Regions from separate parts of the Homo sapiens genome. Here region 1 is linked to region 2. A link is an interaction called in ENCODE POLR2A ChIA-PET data of the cell type or tissue named here. Cell type or tissue: endothelial cell of umbilical vein. All regions are shown on one strand. Links, peaks and the distances in the headings refer to the core of each region. The heading gives the core; the rest is flanking DNA. Region 1 overlaps SASH1 (SAM and SH3 domain containing 1). Region 2 has its middle 27 kb from the start of SASH1.

The links. ChIA-PET counts read pairs that join two places held together with the same protein. Peaks named below come from ENCODE experiments on the same cell type or tissue, not always from the same donor. Only the 100,000 strongest peaks of a DNase experiment are listed, where the experiment ranks them.
Region 1: POLR2A ChIA-PET joins it to region 2 with 11 read pairs; 4 of 35 experiments call an interaction of 5 or more read pairs at or near these places.

The regions. Positions count from the first base shown.
Region 1 is chr6:148,394,044-148,402,862 of GRCh38, forward strand. The region is part of intron 2 of SASH1 (SAM and SH3 domain containing 1); the gene reads left to right. Among named protein-coding and RNA genes, the nearest start is that of SASH1, 56 kb to the left of the region's middle. In endothelial cell of umbilical vein, for the core only: no CTCF peak of the experiment used is centred there; DNase peaks (open chromatin) are centred at 1,958, 3,068 and 4,368; H3K27ac peaks cover 3,363 bases.
Region 2 is chr6:148,311,055-148,319,873 of GRCh38, forward strand. It overlaps a transcript of SASH1 not described here. Among named protein-coding and RNA genes, the nearest start is that of SASH1, 27 kb to the right of the region's middle. In endothelial cell of umbilical vein, for the core only: no CTCF peak of the experiment used is centred there; a DNase peak (open chromatin) is centred at 5,277; H3K27ac peaks cover 2,584 bases.

The sequences.
Region 1 (8,819 bases), core at 508-8,507, 83 kb after region 2:
TACCACGCCTGGCTAATTTTTGTATTTTTAGTAGAGATAGGGTTTTACCATGTTGGCTAGGGTGGCCTCGAACTCCCGACCTCAGATGATCCTCCCGGCTTGGCCTCCCAAAGTGCTGGGATTACAGGCGTGAGTCACTGCGCTCAGCCTTCAGATTCTCTTTCTATGAAATTCCAGACAAGTTGCAGTGGAAAAGGGAAATTCTAAAACTGGCAAGGATCGGGTTTAGGTGCTGGATGTTTCCTGTGTCACTCACATGGCTCCAAAGTCTAGATGTCCATGTTAGATGTGTTTTGAGGCTAGTCATCATTTAGGCTATGATACAACACTGTTAACCTACTGAAAGTTCCCTCTCACAGTGCTTAACAGTTTTGATTCCTGATGGGAACTCATTTCCTTGAAAAGCTGTGACTTCCAGTCTGTCATGTTCCCTTTTATTGCATCAGAATTTTACATGTATTTCTAATCTTTCAATTCTGCCTTCAGACAAGTAAACAATATGCCTTCCCTGCTGGCTGCTTGGTTGGCACAACTTCAGGTCTGAGGACCTGCAGCTTAATAATTTTTTTCTTTCTTTCTCTCTTTCTCTATCTCTCTCTCTTTCTTTCTTTCTTTTTTGAGATGGAGTTTCACTTTTGTTGCCCAGGCTGGTGTGCATTGGCGCAATCTCAGCTCACCGCAATTTCTGCCTCCTGGGTTCAAGCGATTCTCTTGCATTAGCCTCCCGAGTAGCTAGGATTACAGGTGTGTACCACCCCTCCCGGCTAATTTTTTGTATTTAGTAGAGTTGGGGTTTCACCATGTTGGTCAGGCTGGTCTCAAACTCCTGATCTCAGGTGATCTACCTGCCTCGGCCTCCCAAAGAGCTGGGATTATAGGCATGAGCCACTGTGACTGGCCAGTTTCTTTCTATGTTTGTCAGCAGCCCTGTCAAAGCTGAGTGCGAGATGGCTTTGAGATGAAATAACCTGTTAAAAGCAGAAGAGGAAATATGCAGTAACATATTAGAAGCCTCAAACATTTTATAGGGGAAAAGTAGCATTAGATTTGTTGTATCTGCTCTAGAAAAAGTCATTTTAGAAGACAGCCTTGGGGACAGAGAATTTTGGGTGATGGGTTGAATTGGTTTATGGCTTTGTTTCATTCTAAATCTTCTGGGTGAATTTTGGAGATTGAAGAAATAGTCTACAGATAGGATACTTAGATATTTGTGTTTGGCTTTAAAAAGTCAAAAAATGCATTGTCCTTAAGAGCTAATTATGTATCAACTGGAGAACAAACGAAACAAAAGGACACTCAGCCTACAGAGTTGCTTGACTTAACCCTGAAAAATAAAAGGTTTTGATAATTATGTTAGTAATTAACTTTCTGGACTGGATGTCAAGCTCTTTCTCTAGGACTTAATCACCCGGATCCTGACTGGAATAATGCATTTGATAAAGTGTCTTTGGGGCCAGTTAGTTTTGGTGAAGACAACAGAGAGTACAGATGGGTAAAAATTCAACAATATAAACAGAGATTATGATTCACATTTATAACTATGGTGAGAGTTTTTATTTAGCACCAAATGGGCCCTACAGGAATGGTGTGTTTGGACCACAGCCTTTCCCTCTGCTGGGGATTGGGACATTAGTGCTTGTGAACAGCAGGGAAGTTGCCCATATCTCTCCACATTTGGCACAATCCCTGGGCACCATGTGTTTTTTTGGCTGGGAGAAGCTGCAATCAGAAATGCTAGTGGCTTTCCAAGTCCATAATGGTCCAACTTGAATGATACTAAGTCTGACATCTGTCAAAGTGACACCATGGTCAGGAAAGTACTCAAGGTGGCTTCTTATTACTGGCAGTATCAGCTTCCTCAGCATCTTGAGGTGGAATCTGTGTGGGTATTGGCAGAAAACAAGTTTGTGCAGTTGTTGATGTGGCACGGAGCTGACAGAGAAGTCCCTACCCCCAGCAGCACTCTGTTGATGATGACATACTCATCAGCAGCTGAAGCCTGGCCCAGCTTCTGTGCCAATTTGTTGTCATGACTTTGTGAATACAAGGAAAAGGGAGCCCAGGTGGAGATGCACTGAGGTCTTTAAGGACTGGGAATGTCAATAAAAATATTGCATATTATAACTGTGAAAGGTCATAGCAGGGCCATTGCTGGACGGGTGCAGTGGCTCACACCTGTAATCCCAGCACTTTGGGAGGCCAAGGCGGGCAGATCACTTGAGGTCAGGAGTTCAAGACTAGCCTGGCTAACATGGTGAAACTCCATCTCTACCAAAAACACAAAATTAGCCAGGTGTGGTGGTGCGCACCTATAATCCCAGCTACTTGGGAGGCTGAGAAAGGAGAATCGCTTGAACCCAGGAGGCGAGGTTGCAGTGAGCCAAGATCATGCCGCTTTACTCCAGCCTGGGTGCCAGAGTGAGACTGCATCTCAGAAAAAAAAAAAAAAAAAAAAAAAAAGAAAGAAAGAGAACCATTGTTAATGGTGTAGGAATGACTTATCATTCCTTGCAATTTTAATAACTTAAACCTTCCAAATATAGTTCTGGATTAAGACAGAGGCAGTAAGAGTAGTGTCCATTGTAACCAGTGCTAATTGTCAGAGCCTCTTTTGACTGTACCACCCCCTCTCCAAGCTGGAGGAAGAGCCCTTACCCGGGCTTGTTGCAGTGAGCAAGAGGGTGTAAGAAACATTAATGGAAAGAGGCTGAGGGAGTCACAGACTTGGTTCAAATTCTGGCTCTTTTACTTACCTGGCAAGTGAGGTAACCTCTCCTGGCCTCAGTTTCCCAATTTATAAAATGGGAGTAAAGTATCTCAAAGTTATTAGAGGCTTAAATGAAAAAAATTGCTGTCATCATAAGTGACTGTAACTGTTGATTTCTTTCCGTTCCTTTCTGTTCTGAGTTGAAAAATCCCTGCAGTAATGCTGAAGAGTATCCATTACTTGTACTTCATTAATATTTATTCAAGTGAGTGCAGGGATTTTTTTAATAGCTTTTTATGTTGGAAATGTGAACATCTATAAAGATCATAATACCGTGAACGTCCTGTGCCTGTTTCCCGGCGTCCACAGCTAGCAGCATCCTGCCATTGTTTCATCCTCACATCCCACTCACACTTCATGATTACTATGTTTTTTAAAAGTTTGTTTTGTCCTGGCACGGTGGCTCGTGTCTGTAATCCCAGCACTTTGGGAGGCTGAGGCACGTGGATCACCTGAGGTCAGGAGTTTGAAACCAGCTTGTCCAACATGGTGAAACCCCATCTCTACTAAAAATCCAAAAAAAAATTTAGCCAGGTGTGGTGGCTGGCACCTGTAGTCCCAGCTACTTGGAGGCTGAAGCAGGAGAATCGCTTGAACACTGGAGGTGGAGGTTGCAGTGAGCCGAGATCGCACTATTGCACTGCAGCCTGGGTGACAGAGTGAGACTCCGTCTCAAAAAAAAAATTTGTTTTGAGGTATAACTTATATACATCTAAATGCACAAATGTCAGTTGTATAACTTCATCAAATAAATATACCCACGTCACCCGCAGCCCAGCATGATAGAGAACACATTCAGCACCTGCAAAGTTGCTTCCTGTCCCTTCTAGTGGGTCCTGCCTGGTTTGAGGGCAGGGATTTTTGTTGGTCTGTTTTGGTCACTACTGTACCCTTGCATAGAGAACAGTGCATGGCACATAATAGGTGCCCAATAAGTATTTGTTGAATTCATTCATGTGTGTAAATATTCAACTGAGCATTTAAATATATTTGAAATATTTAATGAGCATTGAGTCTGTCATGTGGGATTTTGCCTTTCCAGAATCACAGACAAAATATGTATTCCCTGCCCACAAAGAGGCCACAGTTTAGTAGGGGTGTGAGGCAAGTAACATACTCTTACCGTGCTGTGCAGGAGTACAGAAGAGGGTCCCTGATGACTCCTTAGAGGAAGTGGTAACCCAGGCTTCCCAATCAGAAGGCACAGGGAAGACTGACCTGGTTGAGGGAGGTGTGGACCGTGGGGAGTAACTTCAGGGAGACGTCACAGTTTCATCCAAGGCCAAAAATGGAGGGAGGGGTAAATGTGGCTAGAAACTATGGTATAAACGATGTGAGGGGAAAAAAGAGGCAGGCTGTTCTTTCACAGGTCCTTGGATTATTAATGATATAAAAGATAAAGTAGAATATTCCGATTCATTCCTATTCACAGGGCGAAACAGAATAAATTGCCATTTTGCAATTGTTGACCGCTGGGCCAAGGTGAACTTGTTCTTGCTTTGCCTGTGGCTTCACGCAGACATGCGCACATAGTCCAGTCTGTGTGGGTTTTTGTTTGGTTTCACTGACTGCTCTTTTGTTATTTGCTACAGACAGCAAAGCATATGGGAAACAGGTTTCCTGTTGTACATTTGAGCTTCCTGAATATTCAAGAAAATGATCAGGAAAGTGAGACTCTGCCCAGCTCAGTCTACAAGGTCACCATTGTTTTTAAGGAACACAGGTCTGCCCCCAGAGCATAGAAACACAGAAGACTTATGTCGTCCCTGAATTCTTATTCTTATCCCCATAGGATAAGAATGAGAACTGTGCCGCACACTATCCTGAGTTATCCTGCTGAAGCCCCGTTGTTTCTCTAAATGGCATTAGTTTTTGTTCTGTTTCCTTTTGTCTTCACTTACATTATTTGCTAGCTTTGGGCTACAGCTGATTTGAAGATGGTGATCAGTATCTGTGGGCATTAGATGGTGAGTCTGAACTCCATTCTGCTGTGGGATTCACACACTTGATGTCAAATACACTGAAGCATTATATCTTAAGCCAGATGGTAATACAGTTCTGTGCTCTGGCCTCTCTCAGACAAAGTCACATTTGTAATCAAATGCCCTGTTCCAATTTAGTCAGCATTTTTTGCACATGGCACTATGGGAACGTGGACATCAACAGATCTCTTGGTGCCAGATTTGATCTTGGCATTCTGTACCTTTGGTAATTAAGAAGGCTTTTCTTTTTTATTAACCCTGCAGTCAGTTCAGGTGTTTCCAACCTTACACTTAGGCACTAGACACCTTTGCAGACTGTTTGTGCACTTGCGGAAACCACCGGGTTGGCTGTGTTGTGCATGACAGTCTAAGAGTAGAGAGAGCTTCAGATTTTTCAAATGTGCATCAACAATTTCAGCTTCTTTTTTTTTTTTTTTTTTTTTTTTTTGAGTTTCACTCTTGTCTGCCAGGCTGGGGTTCAGTGGCGTGATCTCGGCTCACTGGAACCTCCACCTCCCGGGTTCAAGTGATTCTCCTGCCTCAGCCTCTCAAGTTCTCAAGTAGTTGGGATTGCAGGTGCCCGCCACCACACCCAGCTAATTTTTGTATTTTTAGTAGAGATGAGGTTTCACCATGTTGGCTAGGCTGGTCTTGAATTCCTGACCTCAGGTGAGCCACCCGCGTCAGCCCCCCAAAATGCTAGGATTACAGAATTTCAGCTTCTTTTTCTCTTGCTCCTGAACATTTAGAAATGGTTTTTGTTTGCTTGCTTTAATAAAAAGTAGTACACCTGAGGGCTTAAACACCAAACTAGCATACTACTTCAATACTAGTACTTGCCAAAAAGGAAAAAGTCTGAGCTTTGTTGTTTCCATTTGCATACAACAGACAGCATTCCTAAATGTTGAGGAAATTGACACTAACTGGGGAGAAGAGTTAGGAACTCAGGTAAAAGTGGCCACTTTGATGGCGGAACCTAGCAGGTATCCAGGGTTTGGCCAGGGCTTGGCCAGGGCTTGGGAGGGAAAGGAGCATCCCTGTTTTTGGAGTCAGGACCATTCAGGGGGTGAACGAGGCCCAGGCCAGGTGCCTTTTTGGAGCCTGGAATATTAAAACCAGGATGCCAAAATTGTAGTGTGATCTCAGTCTTTACATTTAACAATTATATACATTTTTAACATGGAAGATTACAGTATAATTTATTTAGGCTAATCAGAAGCTAATTATAGGCTATTTAAAAATGTTAATTTGTAGCACACTAGAGGCAGTATGATCTGAAGTGAGACAAAATGTAAAGGAGTGCAGTGAATGTTTGCTTATTTCCAGGCCCTCAGAGTGGGTTTCTGTAGCTGGATCTATGTCATTTAGCGGTGATGTCAACAGTCTACATTTGAGACTGTAGGAGATGACTGAGTGGTCCAAGCCAAGTGGCCCACCTATTCTGCAGAACCCTGTGTGGGGCCTGAGGCAGTTTGGCATCTGGAATGGAATTAGGCAGACACCTGCAGGGCCCAGCCTGGTAGTCAGCTGAGGCAGGGCCCTGAGCCTATGCTGGTGTTGTCACACACTACACCTGACATTGTCCTCCTGACGCACGCAGTCCATATTTTAGACTGATCTCTCACCACAGCTCCTGTACACCGAAATGACTAACAGTAGAGAGAACTGAGCTCTGGGCTGGGCCTGGTGGCTCATGCCTGTAATCCCAGCACTTTGGGAGGCAGAGGCAGGTGGATCCTTTGAGCCTAGGAGTTTGAGACCAGCCTGGGTAACATGGCAAAACCCTGTCTCTACAAAAAAATACAAAAATAAACAGGGCGTGGTGGCACACACCTATTGTCCCAGCCACTGGGAAGCCTGAAGTGGGAGGATCACTTAAACCCGGGAAGTTGAGGCTGCAGTGAGCCATGATAGCGCCACTACACTGCAGCCTGGGCGACAGAGTGAGACTTTGTCTGGGGGAAAAAGAAAGAGAATTAAGCTCTGAGCTGTGGATCACCATGTGTATCAGTGGGAGGTTTCTCTCGCTCCCTCTCATTAGAAGACCATTGCCCCCATTCCAGCAGTATGTTTGCATTTGGGATTGTCTTTTCTTTCGGTTTGGAAGTTTTAAGAATTTTAAGTTGAAGAAAACAAGATGGTAAAATGTTGAGCAAATTTGTTTGGTGTTGGCCAGGTGTGGTGGCTCATGACTGTAATCCCAGCACTTTGGGAGGCCAAGGCTGGTGGATCGCTTGAGTTTAGGAGTTTGAGACTGGCCTGGGCAACATGGTGAAATCCCACCTCTACCAAAAACACCCAGAAAACAAAAACGAGCTGGGAATGGTGGCGCATGCCTGTAGTCACAGCTACTTCGGAGGTTAAGGTGGGAGGATGGCTTGAGCTTAGGAGGCAGAGGTTGCAGTGAGCCGAGATTGCACCACTGCAATTCAGCCTGGGCAACAGAATGAGACCCTATCTCAAAAAAAAAAAAAAAAATTGATGCGGTCACATCAGTTATCCTGACTTTTCAACTATTCAATATCAGGAAGGACACACACTAGCTCATGGGGTAACTTTGGAAAATACATCTCAATACACCCCAGAGCACAGCTCATACCTTTCCCTTAGTGTTTCACTGCACTTCTCAAAAAAGAAAATTAAGTTGTTGCTTTTTTTTCTCCCTTGACAGGTCAATCTGTGTATTAGAAATGGAGACTTAATTTACCAACTCTAGAATGGTATTAAGAATCTAAGTTCAGGAGTAAGCCACTGCTCCTGTCTCTGGCCATTCTGAGACCTGTGCATAAGTAATTTATGTATAAGGCATAGTTTGAGAGACTGGAGCAATTATTTAGAATATGAAGACGTTCTAAATTTGTGCTACAGCAATGTCATCCATCTCATGGGCCCCAGCAGAAGCTGATGAAACTTAATCAAAAATAAATCAAGAGCAAGTCCAAACCAAATTGGAAGCACATCATGAATATTCGTGAACATCTGGATGTGTGTGTGGGGGGGTGTATGTTTTTTTTTAGTGTGTGCAACAGCAGAGACATGATTTCTTAACAAAGATGCCAAAAGGAAGACAGATTTTCATCTGTGATTTCAAAGGGTGTCTTTGTTTGTATGTGTGTGTCCTTTCTCCTTAGGGTGTGGGTTTCTTTTCTCCGAGATATTCCTTTGATCTCTTTCATCTTTCGGGATCTGTTTGGGTATTTTATCTGAATTCTTCATTGGAGTCAGTCATTTTGATTCATGAAGATTAAACATTTCCTTCTAAAGGAGAATTTCAACTTAAGGAAAGTTTTACTATTTAATATTTTTGATGAATCTTTTCAATGCTAGCGATGTGATAATTATCAATTAAGCTATTCTGCATCATTGATCATCAGTTTCACTTCACATGTCTAAACCTCAGGGTACGGTACTTTATCTGCCTTGCTACCTAAAGTACTGCCAAAAACTAAAGAGGAAAAAACAAAGTATGGGAAGGCGGTAATAACAACCATGCTGATAATTATCACAAAAATGACTTTTTGTTTGTTTGTTTTTTTGTTTAAGAGTCTTGCTCTGTCACCCAGGCTGGAGTGAAGTGGTGCGATCTCAGCTCACTGCAACCTCTGCCTCCCGGGTTAAGTGATTCTCCTGCCTCAGCCTCCCAAGTAGCTAGGATTACAGGCGTGTACCACCATGCCGGACTTTTTTTGTATTTTTAGTAGAGACAGGGTTTTGTCATTTTGGCCAGGCTGGTCTCAAACATCTGACCTCAAATGATCCGCCTGCCTTGGCCTCCCAAAGTGCTGGGATTACAGGGGTGAGCCACTGCGACCGGCCAAAAATGACATTTTTTTTTTTTTGGAGACAGAGTCTCGCTCGGTCGCCCAGGCTGGAATGCAGTGGCACGATCTTGGCTCACTGCAAGCTCCGCCTCCCGGGTTCACACCATTCCCCTTCCTCCTGAGTAGCTGGGACTACAGGCGCCCGCCACCACGCCCGGCTAATTTTTTCTATTTTTTAGTAGAGACAGGGTTTCACCATGTTAGCCAGGATGGTCTAGATCTCCTGACCTCGTGATCTGCCTGTCTCGG
Region 2 (8,819 bases), core at 514-8,513:
GGGCAAGCACCACCACACCTAAGCTTCTTTTTTTCTTTTCTTTTTTTTTTTCTTTCTTTTTTTTCCCCCCAAGACGGAGTGTCACTCTGTCGCCCGGGCTGGAGAGCAGTGGCATGGTCTCGGCTCACTGCAACATCTGCCTCCCAGGTTCAAGCGATTCTGCTGCCTCAGCCTCCCAAGTAGCTGGGATTACAGGCGCCTGCCACTATGCCCAGCTAATTTTTTTATTTTTAGTAGAGACAGGGTTTCACCATGTTGGCCAGGCTCATCTCAAACTCCTGACCTTGTGATTCACCTGCCTTGGCCTCCCAAAGTGCTGGGATTACAGGCATGAGCCACTGTGCCTGCCACCACACCTAAATTTCTAATAAAATTAAATATACATGCGAACTTTCCCTATAACCCACCAATCCCACTTCTAGGTATGAAAAAGTGAAATGAAAACCTATTTTCAAATAAAACCTGTCAGCCAGATGTGGTGGCTAACGCCTGTAATCCCAACACTTTGGGAGGCTGAGGCAGGAGGATTGCTGGAGCCCAGGAGTTTGAGACCAGCCTGGTCAACATGGTGAAACCCCATCTCTACTGAAAATAGAAAAATGAGCTGAATGTGGTAGCATGCACCTGTAGTTGCAGCTACTCGGGAGGCTGAGGTAGGAGGATCCCCTGAACCTGGGACAGGGAGGTTGCAGTGAGCCAAAATGGCACCATACCACTGCACTCCAGCCTGGGCGACAGGGCAAGACCTTGTCTCAGAAAAACAAAAAAATAAAATAAAACCTTTCCTTGAATGTTTATCATGGCTTTGTTCATAATCAAGAAAAACTAACCAATTTTCAAACCTGCTTCAACTGGTAAACAGGTAAACTCTGGTACATCCCCACAGTGGAATACGGCTCAGCAATAAAAAGCAAGAAACTTCTGTTACACTGAGTCACCTGGATGCATCTCAAATGCTTCTTGCTAAGTGAAAGGATCCAGACTCAAAAAGCTGCATACTGTATGATTCCATGTGTATGACATTTTGGAAAAAGTCCAACAGTAAGGATAGAAATCAGATCAGTGTTTTCTGGAGTTTGGTGGTCGGGGGACGAGTTGACTGTTAAATAGCATGAGGGCAGTCTGTTGGGTGATGGAACTGTTCTATATCTTGACTGTCATGCTGGTTACATGACTGTAATACTCACAGTGTTGTGCAATGAAAAGCATGATTTTTAGTGTGTAAATTATACCTCCATAAGCCTGATCAGGAAGAAAAAAGAAGCAATACTCTAGATAGTACTTAGTCATCAAAAACCATGAAGGTGGTCAGGCGTGGTGGCTCATGCCTGTAATCTCAGTGCTTTGGAAGGCTGAGGTGGGAGGATTGCTTGAGCCTAGGAGTTTGAGGCTGCACTGAGCTATAAATCATGTCACTGTACTCCAGCCTGGGTGACAGAGTGAGATCCTGCTATTAATAACAACAACAACAACCAAAAAGCATGAAGGCAATATTTTGAAAATTGTGCTCTGGCACTTAAAGCTGAGTGAATGACCATAGACAAGCTTCTTAACCTTTAGAAATACCCATTTCCTCATCTCTAAAGTGAAAACAGAATTAGTAGAAGCACTGAATAAAAATATGCTCTGAGAATTAAACTACCTAATGCATAAAGTAAAATTTGCTAAAGTTTATTGACCATTTACTCTACGCTAGGTTTTAGATGTGCCTTTATATTCATTATATAAGTTAATTCCAGCCTTAGGAGATAGGTTCTATTGTCCTATAGGGATAAGAAGAGGAGGAGAAGGAGGAGAAGGAGGAGGAGAAGGAGGCTGTGGCTGTTGCTAGATGAGAAGAGACAGTCAAGAAAAGCTTCCTGGGGAGGTGGCATCAGATTGTGTCTTAAAGGACAGGTAGAAGTGTCAACAGAGATTCAGTGGGATGTGCAAGGATTGAGGAGGGAGATTCACTAAATGACACCAGCAAGACAAAACAACACCCCTTCCCAACAAAAAAGAAGTCTTAGGAGTTAGTGGCAGAGAGAGGAGAGACCAACTGAGCCAAACCTCAAACTTGGGCACAGATATTGTAGAAGTGGGGAACTACATTAGCAGAGACTAGGAGGGAAGCTTACAGAAGCTGACATGATGTCCTGATTTGGACATACTATTCCTAATGTCCAGATCTTTGGAAAAGAGCTTTCATAATCTCCTGTATACCCATTCTGGTGTCTTAGTATTCACCCGGAGAAAATTCATTAAGTGCAAATCCTCTTGGCTGCACTTTTCCTTCATGTTTATTTGTGAATGCAAGTGGGGGATGGCTCAAGAGTAGCTTCAAGCTATTACTTTCCCTACTAATTGGGGTACATCACATATTTTTCCATGTCCTGTGATTCCTGGGGCATGGTATTTAAATGTTCTTCTGGGTAGAAAATACTGCTGCAAAACTATTCAAAAAGATTTCTGGCAAAGAAGGGTAGGAGAGGGTGGTGGGAGAGGGAGGACATTGAATCAAATGGTTCTTTGTTTCTATAAATACACAAACCTATGTCGAGACTTTTTACCCTTCCACTGCCCCCACTACCCCTCAACAGGTGGCACGAGCTCGATGACATTTGTAGAGCAGATGGCATGTCATTTTAATGCTGTTTCTAATTGACAGGGGCCTCGGTGGCTGTGGCACGTGCGGCTGCATGCCGGGTGTAGGGTGGGGAATGGAATTAGATACTGCTACCTGCTCCTTCTGGCGGAGAAGTGGGAGCTGTAATTGTGTCAACTGGCTTGAACACATTGCATTAATTCCTCATCAGAGGACTTATTTTGCTGGTTTTATTTCCCTTAACTTGCTAATCCTTCCCTCCCCCTTGCATAGCTCTGATTTTTGGTCAACTTCAACAAGGAAACCTTGTTCCTCTGAAAATCACCTTTAGCATAAGCTCAGTGTTTTCCTGTCCAGATTTTCATAAGCAAGTCAGGTTGCATTCAATTTACACCAGAAACAAGCTTTTGCGTCTCAGACATGGTCTAGAGAGAAAACAAAAAGGAGTGGGATGTAGCCCAAGCGACACTGGGAGCCTTACCAGGTATTCTAATCAGAGGATAAACAACATGGAGTTAGAAGTCCTGTCCCGGAGCAGCCATTATTTTTGTAATTCTCACTTTAAAAGCCATATGGTGAGTGGATGCAGCCCCACTTCCTGTGGTGAACTCATGCAACTCCAAGGCCACAGCTACACACTTCCCCACTCAGTATCCACAAGGAGCTCATTCTAATTCTAATCAGAATACTTTTGTTTATACAAAACAAAAAGTACTTGATCAATTGAGAAATGGCCCTTTAAACTGTATCAGGTTCCCTTCAATCATTCAGCTTCTTGAAGAAAACAAATCCCAATTATTAATCATATCCTATTAGATCAGATTTGAAAACAATTTATATGGTAATGAGGAATTTACTGAGCCCGCTGAATGCATTATGTTGTGCCTGAATCTAGGAGTTATTTCTAAGACATTCACGGTCATTTCCCTCTAATCTACAGCATAAGTTTCAGTTTAGGCCCTCAAACAAAAGTTTGGAAATAGGCATTCTTTGTATTTTCTTTCTTGCGTCTCCACCCAACATCATTACTGTCTTTAGTTCAAGAGGAGGGACAAGAACGAGAAGGTGGGTTTAGAATTCCTTTTGCTCCCCTAAGTTTCAAGTCTATTAATGAAAAATGGTATAAATGACTTTTTTTTTTTTTTTTTTGAGACGGAGCCCAGGCTGGAGTGCAGTGCCGCGATCTTGGCTCACTGCAACCTCTGCCTCCTGGGTTCAAGTGATTCTCCTGCCTCAGCCTCCCGAATAGCTGGGATTACAGGCGCCTGCTATCATGCCTGGCTAATTTTTTGTATTTTTAGTAGAGCTGGTGTTTCACCATGTTGGTCAGGCTGGTCTCGAACTCCTGATCTCAGGTGATCCGCCCAACTTGGCCTCCCAAAGTGCTGGGATTACAGGTGTGAGCCACTGTACTCAGCCCCGTATAAATGATTTTTAAAGCAGTTAATGATCTGCAAGCATTTAAGGGATTAAATTAGCTACTATTTATTACTGTTATTAAATAGAATTTAAATGAAAAATTGAATAACAACCATGATCATATATTGACTGTGACTGCTCCCTTTATGCCAGATAGAGATTATAGTAAGCACTTTTCCACATAATAATTTTTAAAGTAGCTAATATGTTTTTATTGATCATTTGCTATGTGGCACTCATGGTGTTTAGTTCTTTGCAAACTAACTTTTTTATTTGTCTTATCAACACTATGTCAGAGACTCTGTTATTGACCCCATTTAATAACTAAGAAAGTGAACCTTAGAGAGTAACTTGCTGGGAGTTGAAGTTTGTCTGAAGCCAAAGCCAATCTGTTCAACCACTACCTTAGATTCCTTGATGAATCTTTAAAAGACCGTACTTTTTTATGATGCAGGTAACCCCGCTAGTTGATCAGTTTTATATAAATTCAAACTTTCTTAAATTTAAGAGATTTCCTCGCTTTAGTTATGGGAGCTTTCTTACCCTGTCAAAATCTCAAAACTAGGCCAGGCACAGTGGCTCCTGCCTGTAATCTCAGTACTTTGGGAGGCCCAGGCGAGAGGATTGCTTGAGCCCAGGAATTCGAGACCTGCCTGGGCAACATAGTGAGACCCCATCTCTACAGAAAAATTAAAAATTAGCTGGGTGTGGTGGTGCACGCTTGTAGTCCCAGCTGTTCAGGAGGCTGAGATAGAAGGATCACTTGAGCCTGGGAGGTCGAGGTTTCAGTGAGCCATGATTTTGCCACTACACTCCAGCCTGAGCCATAGATCAAGACCCTGTGTCAAGGAAAAAATAAAAGCCTCGAAACTAAGACCAGCCTGCCACACCCATGGGCATTTCAACCTTCCTAAATCCCTGTGCTATGACCAATAGATTGTTCCCCTCACAGCCTTGAGATACAGTCCTCCTTTTGTTCATTGATTTCCTGGAGCACCAATGTTTTGAAAATAGAATCAAAACATAGTCCAAACATTACTTCTGCCTAGCTTGATGTAAAACCTTTATTATTTTTCCAAATGATTTACTGAGAATATAATATTACTGGAGTCAGAGTGCAATGTTTACAATTTCTTGTCAAGTTTTACCCTTATCTAGGTGTTCCCAGTTGGCAGCAGCTTCCACGTTCTTCCCTCTGTTTCTGCTGTTTTCAATGAGAGAGGCTGAGAGGGAACCCACCAGAGTCCCAAGCATAGGCAGCGTGGGGCAGACTGGCCTCTTTATTTGTAATGCACTGAATATGAAGGGAGCCACTCTGAAGCTGTTTTCTGTGTAGACAGGATATGATGATAATAGCACAAATAAAAGTTCATGTATTCCAGCCAGGGACAAATTAAGTGGGTACAGAGCATAGATATATGTCACACTGTTATTGACTTCGAACAGCACACGGCCCGCTTCAGGGCATCATGCCCAGATTAATTGGCTTGCCCAGAATGCATCTATGATTAGAAGAAAGCTCTCAGGAAATGCTGGGCAGCGCATTATCTGGAGTCTCCATTTTTCTCCTCCTAGGCACTGAAAGTTAGACATTTTGTTTTATACACCAAGAGAGTAGTGGCATTTGACACCATTGGTTTATGAAATGTTTTGCTGTTTTTTCTTCATAGATTATAAATGTTTTTCAGAGCAATCAGTCACCATATGTTGAGATGATACAGGTAGTATTTATGATTGCTATACAGAGGTGCCTCAGCTCTGGTATGTCAGGGGTTATAGAATTATGAGAAAAGGTGTGTATCTTGGGTGCAAATGTGCATGAAAGATCAAAATGAAGCTCTTTGTCATATATGAGCTACTGAAATAGAAGAACCTCTGAGACTGCTGTGCTTAAAACTACTGCCATTTCTGCCTTGAGGAATATAATGGTGATCAGACATGGCACCTGGCTGACTTTGCACTCCATTCTGAGTTAGCTGGAAAGGGAAGGAATCAGGAGAAATAGCCAACAGCACAAAACAACTTCAAAAATAGTGGCTTTCATTGGAAAATCTAGAGATGAATAGCAAAGAAGGTAGACTCTGTATCCAAGAAAAATCAAGGGTGAAATTGCTTATATTACTGACCAAAGGCTAAATACTTCTCTTGGATGAAGACAAGAAATTCCAGTGGTCTCTACTGAACCCTTGCATGCGTAAGCCAGTGATAAAATTTGGTCCAATAAAGAGCTCTTGTTCATCTGTGACACCATGTTTATCATGAAACCTGGAAAACCAGGAAAGTTAAACACTATGGGTGGATCAAAAGAAGTGGTTCCTGAATATTTGTTATTATTTAGGAGGTTTGAGAAAATATTGAGGAAAAAAATTTTTTTTGTTGTTTTTGAGATGGAGTTTCACTCTTGTTGCCAAGGCTGGAGTGCAATGGCACGACCTCGGCTCACCGCAACCTCCGCCTCCTGGGCTCAAGCGATTCTCCTGCCTCAGCCTCCCGAGTAGCTGGGATTACAGGCATGTGCCACCACATCCGGCTAATTTTTTTGTATTTTTAGTAGAGACGGGGTTTCACCATGTTGGCCAGGATGGTCTCAATCTCCTGACCTTGTGATCCGCCTGCCTCGGCCTCCCAAAGTGCTGGGATTACAGTCGTGAGCCACGGCGCCCGGCCAAGGAAAAAAATTTTTAATGGGACTCCCAACATCTTGCTTTTGTTGGATACTGGATCCATTCAGGTTCCATTCATGAAATATTTGCCATAGTGCATTGCTGCCTTTTTGGAAATGCTATAATATCTCAACCTTTAGCAACGCATTCCATTATTTAACAGTGAGGCATTCAGGAACTATCATAAGTTATGTGAAAGGTTGTGTTTTCTGAAACTGTTGAGAAAAGAACCCTTGTCTCTCAGCTTCAGGAACTCAGTCATTTTAATACTAGCAAGTATTTACATAAAGAATCTAAAAGCCCAGGACTTAGACTGAGAATTCATCCCCATGCATCACACAGAGACCTTTTGGTCTAAGGCACTAGTATCGTGGCCCTCAGTTTCTGCCACTGTCATTCATGGAGGCATTCATTCATTCTTTCATTCACCAGACCAATTTTTAGAACACTTCTATGTCTGGCTGGCATTGAATTTGTCTCCATGAATGCTTGAGTCTGGAAACAGACAAACAGCAGGCATGTTTTGCCAGGCAATGAATAGGTAGCATTACAAAATATTTAATATACAGGGCAGTACCTGTATACAGTAAATAATCAGTGTTCTTTATTAACATTATGCTTATCATTAAACAGCATAGTAACAGTATAGAAAAATTTTCAGATAGTTTAGTTCAAAATCATATCATCTGAATGCATCAACAGCTTTCATTTGACATTCATTTATTTGTTTGTTCAAAAAATATTTATTGAGCTCCTTACTGTACTGCAAACATGGCCATAGAACATTGGCAGCTTCTTTTCTCACCTTTTGTGGGCACATATACTACTAATTTCTTTTTTTTTTTTTTTTGAGACGGCGTCTCTTTCTGTCGCCGAGGCTGGAGTGCAATGGCATGATCTTGGCTCACTGCAAGCTCCGCCTCCCGGGTTCAAGCGATTCTCCTGCCTCAGCCTCACGAGTAGCTCGGACTACAGGCGCCGGCCACCACGCTCAGCTAATTTTTATACTTTTAATAGAGACGGGGTTTCACCACGTTGACCAGGATGGTCTCGATCTCTTGACCTTGTGATCCGCCCGCCTCAGCCTCCCAAAGTGCTGGGATTACAGGCGTGAGCCGCCACGCCCAGCTATACTACTAATTTCTTAAAATTTTTCACACAGAGAATATTTTCCCATGCTGTTACATATTTTATACGGTTTTAACAATTTAATCTGTAGATATTATTCCTTCAAGACATCATATCATCATTTATTTGACCATTCTCCTGTTATGGAATATGGAAGAAGCCGCATTTATCTTCTTTTTTTTTTTTTTTTTTTTTTTTTTTTGAGACGGAGTCTGGCTCTGTAGCCCAGGCTGGAGTGCAGTGGCGCGATCTCGGCTCACTGCAAGCTCCGCCTCCCGAGTTCATGCCATTCTCCTGCCTCAGCCTCCCGAGTAGCTGGGACCACAGGCGCCCACCACCACGTCCGGCTAATTCTTTTGTATTTTTTAGTGGAGACGGGGTTTCACCGTGTTTTGCCAGGATGGTCTTGATCTCCTGACCTCATGATCCACCCGCCTCTGCCTCCCAAAGTGCTGGGATTACAGGCGTGAGCCACCGCGCCCAGCCCCATTTATCTTTTTTTACCCCCTTCAATTTGGAGTTAAGGAACCTGGGAGATTGTGAATCACCGTAGTCCTCCCTTATTCATGGTTTCTTTTTCCTCAATTTTAGTTACCCACATTTTAGTCCTAAAATATTAAATGGAAAACTCAATAAATAAATATGTATAAGATTTTTGTTTTTTTGTTTTGTTTTTTGTTTTTTTGAGATGGAGTTTTGCTCTTGTTGCCCAGGCTGGAGTGCAATGGCATGATCTCGGCTCACCACAACCTCCCCTCCCGGGTTCAAGCAATTCCCAGCCTCAGGCTCCCGAGTAGCTGGGATTGCAGGCATGCGCCACCACGCCCAACTAATTTTGTATTTTTGGTAGACACAGGGTTTCTCCATGTTGGTCAGGCTGGTCTCGAATTCCCGATCTCAGGTGATCCGCAAGTCTTGGCCTCCCAAAGTACTGGGATTACAGGCATGAGCCACCGCACCCGGCCCGATGTATAAGTTTTAAATTGCACGCCATTCTGAGGGACATAATGAAATCTTGTGCTGTC